Linked DNA regions of Homo sapiens: region 1 is linked to region 2. A link is a contact called in ENCODE Hi-C or POLR2A ChIA-PET data. All regions are on one chromosome and are shown on one strand. The core of a region is the stretch at or near the end of the contact, and the rest is flanking DNA. Distances in the headings are between cores, read along the strand shown. Region 1 holds the start of CSRP3-AS1 (CSRP3 and E2F8 antisense RNA 1). Region 2 has its middle 21 kb from the start of MRGPRX2.

What was found. Hi-C counts contacts between places; a loop is a spot of excess contacts on that map. ChIA-PET counts read pairs that join two places held with the same protein, here RNA polymerase II (POLR2A). Pooled maps may share reads with other maps.
Region 1: a map with no recorded cell type shows a loop between it and region 2 (2.3-fold over the local background). The contact joins the promoter of CSRP3-AS1 here to the enhancer-like site in region 2. A Hi-C loop is called at or near these places in 2 of 37 single-sample maps with no recorded cell type and 1 of 50 pooled maps. POLR2A ChIA-PET finds 5 or more read pairs at or near these places in 1 of 52 experiments (activated T-cell).

Annotation. Positions count from the first base shown.
Region 1 is chr11:19,194,680-19,199,651 of GRCh38, forward strand. CSRP3-AS1 (CSRP3 and E2F8 antisense RNA 1) reads left to right here and starts at 2,034. Exons shown (of 6, transcript NR_183675.1): 1 at 2,034-2,240. The region is part of intron 1 of CSRP3 (cysteine and glycine rich protein 3); the gene reads right to left.
Region 2 is chr11:19,078,970-19,083,824 of GRCh38, forward strand. No RefSeq gene overlaps it. Among named protein-coding and RNA genes, the nearest start is that of MRGPRX2, 21 kb to the left of the region's middle. Within about 2 kb of position 1,707, at least 7 of the 41 ENCODE cell types and tissues checked have a DNase peak (open chromatin) inside an H3K27ac peak, as active enhancers do.

The DNA.
Region 1 (4,972 bases), core at 784-3,283, 120 kb after region 2:
CTCTAAAATAAATAAATAAGAATTTCTTAAAAAATGGAAGCATGTGGTTTTTCTATTTCTGTAGTTCGGGTTGTTTAGGAAACTAGAAAGAGTAATGGATTTTGAGTTGAAAGACTTAGAATTAAAACTCACATTCATTCGTTCATTCATTCATTCACCCTGCATTTACTACCTGCCTATCATGTGTCAAGTACTGCACTAAGTACTCAGTGACAAAAGGGGGAAAACTTATAAAAATGAGTAGTTTGTGACCCCTGGCATTGAGAAGCCCATGTTGTAGTGAGAAAAATAGACAAGATTCAGAATGCTCTGTACCAGAGAAGAGTCTTGTGAGACATGCTACAGAAACTCAAATGACGGACTGGCTCCCCACATTTAGTCTGGGGATAAAGGCAGTGAACTGTTGGAGGGTCACAGAAGAGATCACATTCAAATGGGGGTTTGAAGGGTGAATAGGAGTTCACCAGATACAGAAAAGTGGGAAGGAATAATGCTAATGAAGTCATGCAGAGAAAAGAGCAAGCAGAAAGGCGTAGAGGCCTAAATAGCCTCTAAAATAGCCCAAATTTGTTTATTTTGGACTCCATTTAAACTACAGACTTTCAGGGCTGGAATAGATTTTTAAGATTGCTGGACCCTCTCATTTATAACCAAGGTGTATTTAAAAGTAAGCATTTAGGGATATTTTTCTTAGCCAACTTCTTTTTATACAATCCATTCTTCTCTCATTAAAGATGTTACATTTTCTAGAAAAGAATAGACTCACATAATTTTGCTCATGTTCATTTTGATCCTGAGTTTCAGCATGATACAAAATAGAGGAGAAATATAATAAATTTCCTCCAGGAACATGGCAGCGACACTTGTAAAATTAATGATATAGAAATTTTCAATGAAAACAACCTTAGGTCAAATTTCTCATTTCAGATTTGCAGTGGAGATTTCATTGGCATGTCTTGCAAGTTAATAGGAGACAGAGATACCTCTTGGGGGATAAAAATACATATATATCTGTGTGTGTGTGTGTGTGTGTGGATTCATTGCCTAGGCATACTTTTCAAAATGAGAATAGGATTACAGATAATACCTCCTTCACAAACTAATGTATCCTAGCACTGGTTGTTTTTAAGCGATCATAAATATCTGACATATATCATCAGGACTTGAAATTTAAAATATAAATCTGTAAGTACTCTATTAATGATGCTCAGTTCCATTTCTGAAGATGGGAATGTAACCATGGAGGCTAAACAGAAGATGTCTCACAGGCCAAAAGGTAGAGGATATTTTAAAGCATCCTGAATCCAGGCCAGGCATGGTGGCTCACGCCTGTAATCCCAGGACTGAGGCCGAGGCGAATGGATCATGAGGTCAAGAGATCAAGAACATCCTGGCCAGCATGGTGAAACCCCATCTCTACTAAAAATACAAAAATCAGCTGGGCGTGGTGGCATGCACCTGTAGTCCCAGCTACTCAGGAGACTGAGGCAGGAGAATCACTTGAACCCAGGAGGTGGAAGTTGCAGTGAGCTGAGATTGCGCCACTGCACTCCAGCCTGGCGACAGAGTGAGACTCCATCTGAAAAAATAAGTAAATAAATAAATAAAAAGGCATTCGGAATCCAGAGACATGGATTCTAATCTCGACCTTGAACTCGGGTAAAAAATGTTGATAATAGTATCTCCTGGGCAGGACCATTGTGAAGGTCATGGAAATATGATGGAATTTAAAGCAGTATTGAGAAATTATTTTTTCCCACTTCACTTTAGGTTACTCAAATGGCACCAATGTGCTAATTAAGGAGCTATGATTTGAAATCCCAGTTAGGTCCTGGCTTATGAACATAACCTTTTCAGCTTCCCGCATTGCTTTGGAATTCTTGTGTCCCAACACTCCCCTAGACACTCCCAGAATGTGAGCTTACCCTGGCAAGGTACCAAGGGATGGGCCATTTGTTTATCAGCGTTGCCTGGTACTGGCAAGGGTCATTGAAGGTGGGATACAATTATAGGCTTGCCCGTCACTCGGCCCTGTTTGTAACCTGGGTCACAATCTCCATCATACCACCTGGCACGACTCTCTGGGCCAGTCCCTGAGATGACTATGTTGTCAAAGACAAATCGTGGGTCAAGATTGAAATGGGGGACAGTCTGGAATTTACGAGGATGAGATAGAATGGACAGCCCTGTGACATCAACTTGGAAGAGGTTGGACTCCAGATTTGGATACTCAGATCCCGGTGAGAGACTACCTTGTGCCCACTTTTAAACTAAGATGTAACTAATACCATAGAAGAGATTATACTAGGAATGTGCTTCAGTGGGGCAGTGGGAAAAACACTGGATCAGGTGCCAGAGGCTGGAGTTCTAGTTCCATTTTGCCTCTTCGAAGCTGTGTGATCTGGGAAAACCGTTCAATCTCTCTGAACTTCAGTGTCTTCACTAGAATGAGGGCAATAATCCTTTTGATTTCACTATTGCTGAGAGGACCCTATTAGTTCAAGTACTGTCATATCATTCTGTAAATTGTAGAGTAATATAAAATGTGAGAACCAATTAGGTTCTCCCACAATTTTAAGTTGTTATTCATCAATCTGAATTTTCAAAAGAATAACTAAACTGTGTATTTTGGGCACATTCTTCCTAATCCAACTATTTCTCCCTCCCTCCCTCCCTCCCTCCCTCCCTCCCTCCCTCCCTCCCTCCCTCCCTTCCTTCCTTCCTTCCTTCCTTCCTTCCTTCCTTCCTTCCCTCCTTCTTTCCATCCTTTTTCCTTTCCTTCCCTCCCTTCCTCTCTCCATCTCTTTCTCTCCCTCTTTTCCTCTTTCTTTCTTTCTTTCTTTCTTTCTTTCTTTCTTTCTTTCTTTCTTTCTTTCTTTCTTTCTTTCTTTCTTTCTTCTTTCACTACCAACTATAAAGCTGAGCAATGATGAGTTAGGGCAAAAGTGGTGGGTACATAAAATGAGCACCCAGGAGGGAACTTTAGGCCATGACTTTGGGCAGAGACCTCAAGCCACAGTGCCACAATGCCACCGTTTTCAGCTCAGTGCTAGCTCAGTTGGTCATCCTACTAGATGCCTGATTTCCTGCAGTGAGTTCAATTGTCTACACTGGCTGAAGCAAAGATTTTGGATCATAGGAACATATATATATATATATATGGAATCTAAGCGATAGTAATAGTCATTTCTAACTTTATTATTGAAGTTAACATGCCTGGAGCACTGCCCTTGGGTATCGTTTAATCTTCACAACAACCCTTCAAGGTAGGTGCTATTATAACATTTACTTTACAGATGAGGAAATGGAGGCTTTGGGAAATTACATTAGTCCAAGTTCATGGGACTGATATGTGTCACATGAATAGATTGGAACTTACGTTTCTCTGACTCCAAAGCTTTACATATATTATTTTATGTCAGTTGCTTTACATATATTATTTTTTAATACTTACAACAGCTGCCCAGAGCAAATTTTATTTCCATTTTTATGGATAAGAGAACTGAAGAGCTTAAGTAGCTTTTCCAAGGTCACACAGCTAGTAATTGGAAGAGCTGCCATTTAACCCCCCGTTAAGCTGGTTCTGTATCTCATGCTCCTGTTTATAACACTGGAGAGAGGACAAGGGTCAGCACCTCCATCACCCAGACTTCCCAGTTGATGGGAATTGAGACGTGACCAATCCATTGTCTCTCCATGGGACACAGAGGGTATTCAAGGGTGGGACTAACAGGGAAACTGAATTCATTCACTGAAATCAATGACTTTCTGAGTTACGGCTGTTCAACATGGAAAGGGCTTCCTTGGAACTGGAGATTTCTTCTGCACTATTGATTTTCAGCTGAGGTGGGGACGGATGTCCAAGTGGCTGCTATACAGTGAAGTCCCTTCAAGGGTCCTTTAAGCCCTGAGACAGATTTAAGGATCTGAAAAGTGATTGAAACCTCACTTTGCAGAAAAGCTGCCCAATGGGGTGCCCTCTCAAACCCTCTCCTTTATTCACTCTTAATTTGGGTAAGAAAGATGACATAGCCACAGTGAAAACCATGGGCTTTGGAAGAACCAAGCTTAAGTTCAGAAACACTAACTGTTGAACACTGGGCAAGTTGCTCAAATTCTCTGACCCAGTGTCCTCAATGCATGTCCTCATGTAAAGACAATATGAGAAGGCTTGTCTGGGAAGGTTGTTTTCAGGTTAAAGAAGATAATAATAGCTAAGACACCATATAGAATTACTTAATACATAGCAGGAATTGAATAATTGTAGTTACTTGCATCATGACTATTATTGTTGTTATTACATTATCTCCAGTTTTCAAGTCTGTTCTTTTAGAACAAACAACTCACTCCCTGCTTGTTTTCCATGGCCCTTCTGGTTCAGACTGTGAATCAGCTTTGTTTTTCAGCCTTTGGAGTGTGCGGTGCCCCAGGACAGGTGTGCCCAGGTCGGGGTGAGAGTCGGTCCCCTTGCGTTGTTGGATTGGGTTGGAGGCAGCATGCCTAGCCAGGGGCCCTGTAGTCTGGGGAGCTCATGCCCTTCAGTTCTCGGTGTAGGACATTCAAGGTCAGTGGCTGCTTCCTCCTGAGCTTCTGAACCCAGATATATGACGTCCTCCGGCCAGAGGCCCTTTCACAGAGCCCAGGAAGAACAGGTTGCTCATTGCCAGCATGGAAATAAACCTGAGTGTTGGCTCTCAGCCCCTTTTAAACTCAGACATGGTAGACATACATTAAATGAAGGCTGTAGAACATGGGCATCTTACACCTTTTGTGAAATTATATCTGAAGCGTGGCCAGCTTTTACTTCCCAAAACTCACTCTTTGTTCTATTTTGACCTCTACAATTTATTTCTAAAGACCACATCATATCCCAGTTTACCTCCTGGCTCTGCCGCTTTCTCAGCCATGTGATGCTGGGCAATTCCTAAGCTTTCTAGAACTTTAGTTTCTTCCTCTGAAAAATGAGTTTTGC
Region 2 (4,855 bases), core at 457-2,956:
GAGTATAGCTGTTTCTGAGTCCTGGCTTTATTCAGAGGGCTCTCTAATTTGACTCCCTGCACTGCATGGATATAAGGATTAGTGCAGAATCACCCCTTCATTCCTAGTAAAGTCCTGTGTGTAACAGGTCTAGGCCACCAGACGGTACAGAATTCCCCGGAGTGTGTGATAGTTTCTTCCCATGTATTCACTTGGGTCTGACTTTACTTCTGGCCTTAGGTTCCTCTTCCTTTATATGTTAGATCCTCACAGCAATCCCCAAAGGTATTTGTTTTAAAGATAAGTACACTAAGGATCAGAGATGTTAAGCAAATTTCCCAAAGTCACAAAGCTAATGAGTTGTTAAGCTGAGATTTGAATTCAAGCCTTCTGATGCCTCAAGATATATATTTTCAGCTACATCCATCTCTTTAACTTGTAGGACTTAGTCTTGGGAAGGGTTGTCTCAGGGTTGACGCAGGTGGTGGAGAGGGCTATACATGGCCCTGTGGCTCCAGAGGATGGACCCTTGAGCAGTGGGTGAGAATTACACAGAGATAAATGGAGGCTGGAGATCTGGAGCAGCTTCCAGCAAGTGTCTGACAATGAGAGGGAGTGAGTTCCCCATCGCTAGGGGTGTGAGATGACCATCTCTTCAAAAAACCCCTGCCTGGGGTGGCTGCAGAGAGCAACCTCTGAGTGTCCTTTGGCTCTGATAGCCTTAGCCACTGTCATTCTCTTGGTCAGCCCTGGACATCCCTGGAAAGGATGACTCAGCTGTCCGTTTTAAACAGGGTAGTTCAGAAGAATACATTCCTGGTTATTCAAGTTTCTAGGGAGTCCTTGGGAAAGGCTCGGTTGATGAGGAAATCGTTGGGGGGTGATTAACAACTCTTGGATCAGCTCCTTCCTCCTTTGCCAGCCTCACCCAGCAGCCTTTCACAGGGGCCTGTTTTCTTCTAAACACACAGAATGAAAGAATGTGACACATCAGGTTTTAATCTTGGGTCTCAGCCCAGAAAAAAATTTGAAACCTGAAACAAGTGAAACCCATTAATTTACAATTAAATTTCAAAGGGTTGTTCCCCCAAAGTGCCTACTTCCAACCAAATAATTTGAGCTCAGAGCCATAAATTATGTGATGTGTTTTGTCCCCAGCCTGCGAAGTGTGCTGGATTAGTAGCCCAGCCTGGGGCTTCCAGCTATCTCCTCCTTCAGACTGAAAGTCTTCTAAACTATGAATGGTACAAGTAATGATTCTCATTTGTACAGAAGTTGCAATTGACAGAGCACTTCCATGTTACTCACATTTGAGCCTCCAAAGACTCCATGTGGGATAAGGCATTACATAGATGAGGAACACAAGTCTTGGGGAGATGGAAACGTTGAGGGACTTGAGCAAGACACACGGTTTCTAAGGAGCAGATCCAGGACCTGAATCCAGATTTCTTGATTATCTTTTCAGAGAAGATAATTTAACTACTTTCATCAGTGCAGCCTCCTCAGAATAATTAAATCTTATGCAGGAGAAGAATTTAATTTTTATAACTGGAAACAAAAATGCTTCAATAGATCCTCTTAGGCTACAACCATTCCCAATCTCCCTCCATTACTCCTCCCCTGTATCCCAGCAGAAAACCCTTTTAGGGCTCCACTGTGGTTATAACAATGTGCATTCCTCTTCTCACAAGTGACGACAGTGTCACGTGGTGGCTGAGCGCACAGGGCCAAGTCCTGCCTCCTCTTCAGCTGTGGCCTTGGACAAGTTAGCTAACCAACCTGAAGCTCAACTTCATACTGCTGACCTTGAGGGGATGTGGTGATGACTAAATGACATAAAGTACTGGAGAGCTTAGCACAGTCTGCAGCATGTAAGTGCCCCATAAATGCAGATTGAACATAGCTGTACAAAACAAGGACTGTAGGTCAAACCCCAGGACTGCAAAGACTCCATTCATTCCAGCAGCTTTGACTGAACACGTGCTTTGTGCCAGACGCTTCCGTGTCATTACTCATTGACTCCTCACAACAATCCTATGAGGCAGGTGTTATTATTCCCATTATACACATGGGGAAATTGAGGCTTACTTGCCAGCTACTTTGCTTTCATCTGTGTCAGAGCTGGGATTTGAATTCAACTCTGTGTGACTTTTGTTCCAGTACTCTACTGTGCAGTATGCAGAGATTTGGAGAGAGTACATTATAGATTAGGAGTGGTGACAGGAACCCCTAAATTGGGGTGTCTAGGGACTGGACCTGAGCTGTGGCTCTCCCACACTTGCTCTGCAGCTTTAAGCCAGACACATCAGTTTTCTGGGTCTTGGTGGCTTCATCTGTAATCCAAAGAGTTTGGAAAGATCATCTCAAAGATCCTTTCCAGCTCTGGCCTGCTAAGAAGCTCCTCAGATTTCAGAAAAGACTCACGGATATGATGCTGGAACAGAGGAAGCATACCAGTGGCCCCTGAAATTTCAAATCAGTTTTGCCTTTTGAACTCTGAGTTTCTGCATGAATTCAGAATCTGCCAGAGGAAAACTCTCTAATTATCCTACAGGGATTAGCCCAGCTAGTAATTACCCATATTATTTTTAATTGCATTTTATAAGGTACCTTTCATCCAAGATCTCAAAGGGCTTCTCAAATATTCATTAGCTGAACCCCACCTCCTCCCTGTGTGGATATGAAAGACAGAGACTGATTTTAATGTCAGAAAGAAGATGTGGCAGGGAGAGAAAAAGGGACTGAGATCCTGGGAGTAATATTACCTCTGAGTTTAAAGGAGAGAAGAGCAGAAATATGCCAGAGAAATGCTCACCTTTGGAAGGAGTTCATGGGATATTTGGTCAAGAGCAGATGGGTCAGGAAATGTTCCTCCTTTTTAAAAAATCAACTTCTGCCAGGGATGGTGGCTCACACCTGTAATCTCAGCACTTTGGGAGGCTGAGGCAGGAGGAATACTTGAGCCCAAGAGTTCATGCAATCAACTTGAACTCCTGTTTTGTTTTGTTTTGTAGAGATGGGGTCTCACTATGTCCTAGGCAACATAGTGAGACCCCATCTCTACAAAACAAAACAAAAACAAAAACAAAAACAAGAAATTAGCCAGATGTGGTGGCATGTGCCTATAGTCCCAGTTATTTGAGAGGCTGAGGTGGAAGGATCACTTGAGTCCAGGAGTTGGAGGCTGCTGTGAGCCGTGATGGTGCCACTGCACTCCAGCCTGGGCAACAGAGTAAGACCCTGACAAAAACAAAACAAAACAAAAAACCAAAAAGAAACAAACAAAAAAAACCTTCTGTCTGTAAGTGCTTAAGAGAGGGTCATTCGGTTTATTGCAGTTCAATTCCATTGAATCATTGGCTTTATTTCACTTTAGACTTATTCATCATCAGCTGTCCTTTGAGGAGTCAGCAGCATTCAGACATGTGCTACATAATGTGAAGGATGTAAGTGAAGCAAGATTGCAGATTTGGGCACGTTGGTTTAAGCAGCAAAGGCCACAGGAACCTCCCAGAAGAGCCCTAATAGGCTTCCTTAAATGAATGGCTGAAGCCAAGGCCAAGATGTTCAGCATGTGGCCAATGGTTGCCACAATACTTCCCTGGCAGTAGGTAGAGAAAAAGTAAATCTGGGCACATATGCTAAGTCCAGGAACCCGACTGACAAATGACATCAAAAGATCATTTTGAGTAGCTCATTATGGGGCCACTCCTCTCCTTCACTCCCAACTCCCCTCCACCAAGGAGCTAGGGTACTCTTACTAAGTTCCCATCATTCTTGTTCCAATGAGTGGATAGAGGATGTCACTGTGGAGTCTGAGAAGCTTCACTCGGGTTGGATGAGGAGCCAGCAGTCTTCTCAGCTGGTCTGTGAGTTCCTGAAAGACAGGACTCTGCCTACCTACTCACCATTCTTTCCCCAGCACACTAGCTGGGTGCAGAAGGGTGGATGTTCAGAACATATTTGCTGGCTAAAGGAAGGGATCACGAAGCTACCACCCTATTTCTGGCCTTGCAACGTGGTCTGAAACAGCCAGAGGAGGATCCTTTCCTTCGTCAGCTTGGAGATGTCTAGATCCAGAGGACAGCCAGGGCCACACAGCTCCATTGACTTCAGAAGCCAAAGATGGAAGCCATTGCTAAACTAAGTCCCAATGACCCAGTGACTGAGGGCCCCAGGTGAGGTGGTGTGGAAGGCAAGGCAGGTGCTGTGAGGTAGCAAAGAGGAAGACTGTCCTGGATACTGGGTCCTTTAGCAGGAAGGTTGGGACCAGTGGGGTAGGACTTTCAACTATTTCACTGTTGGGGGCACTTAGGGCCCTAGTTCCCTTGTTGGTGCTCTTGGGATAAAATGGCCTAGAGGGATGTGGGTGACAGAAAGATGCGTCATGGTCTTGCCCCTGAAAAGCCAGTGGTTTTATTTTGGAGATTAGACTCACACAGAGAGCAGTTAGAGCACAATGCAAGAAGGATACTTGTCTCTGACTAAACTGGGAGATCCCTGTGTGGAGAGAGAGGTCTTATTCATTGCAGTATTTCTTGTTGGGCCTGACAAAGGCCTGGGCACTTTTTCTGCTCCAAATACACCTAATGGTTAGTTGTCAGGTTGCATGGCCTGAAAAGTTAAGTGGCATAAGTCAGAAAAGGGAGGAACCTGGAGGCCAAATGCTGGCGAAGGCTTGGAGAAGGAGGAAGAGCCACAGATGGGTGCTGAATAAGGGACAAGTGAAAAGCATAAGCCCCACTTTGTCAAAGAGCTTTCACATCACAAGAAATCTATGCAGTGAGGACAGCCATGGGAGGGGGCTGAGAGGTTCCAAGTGGCAAAGGAACTGCCTTGTAGTCACCCAGCAAGAGGACTTCCAAGATTTTTGCCT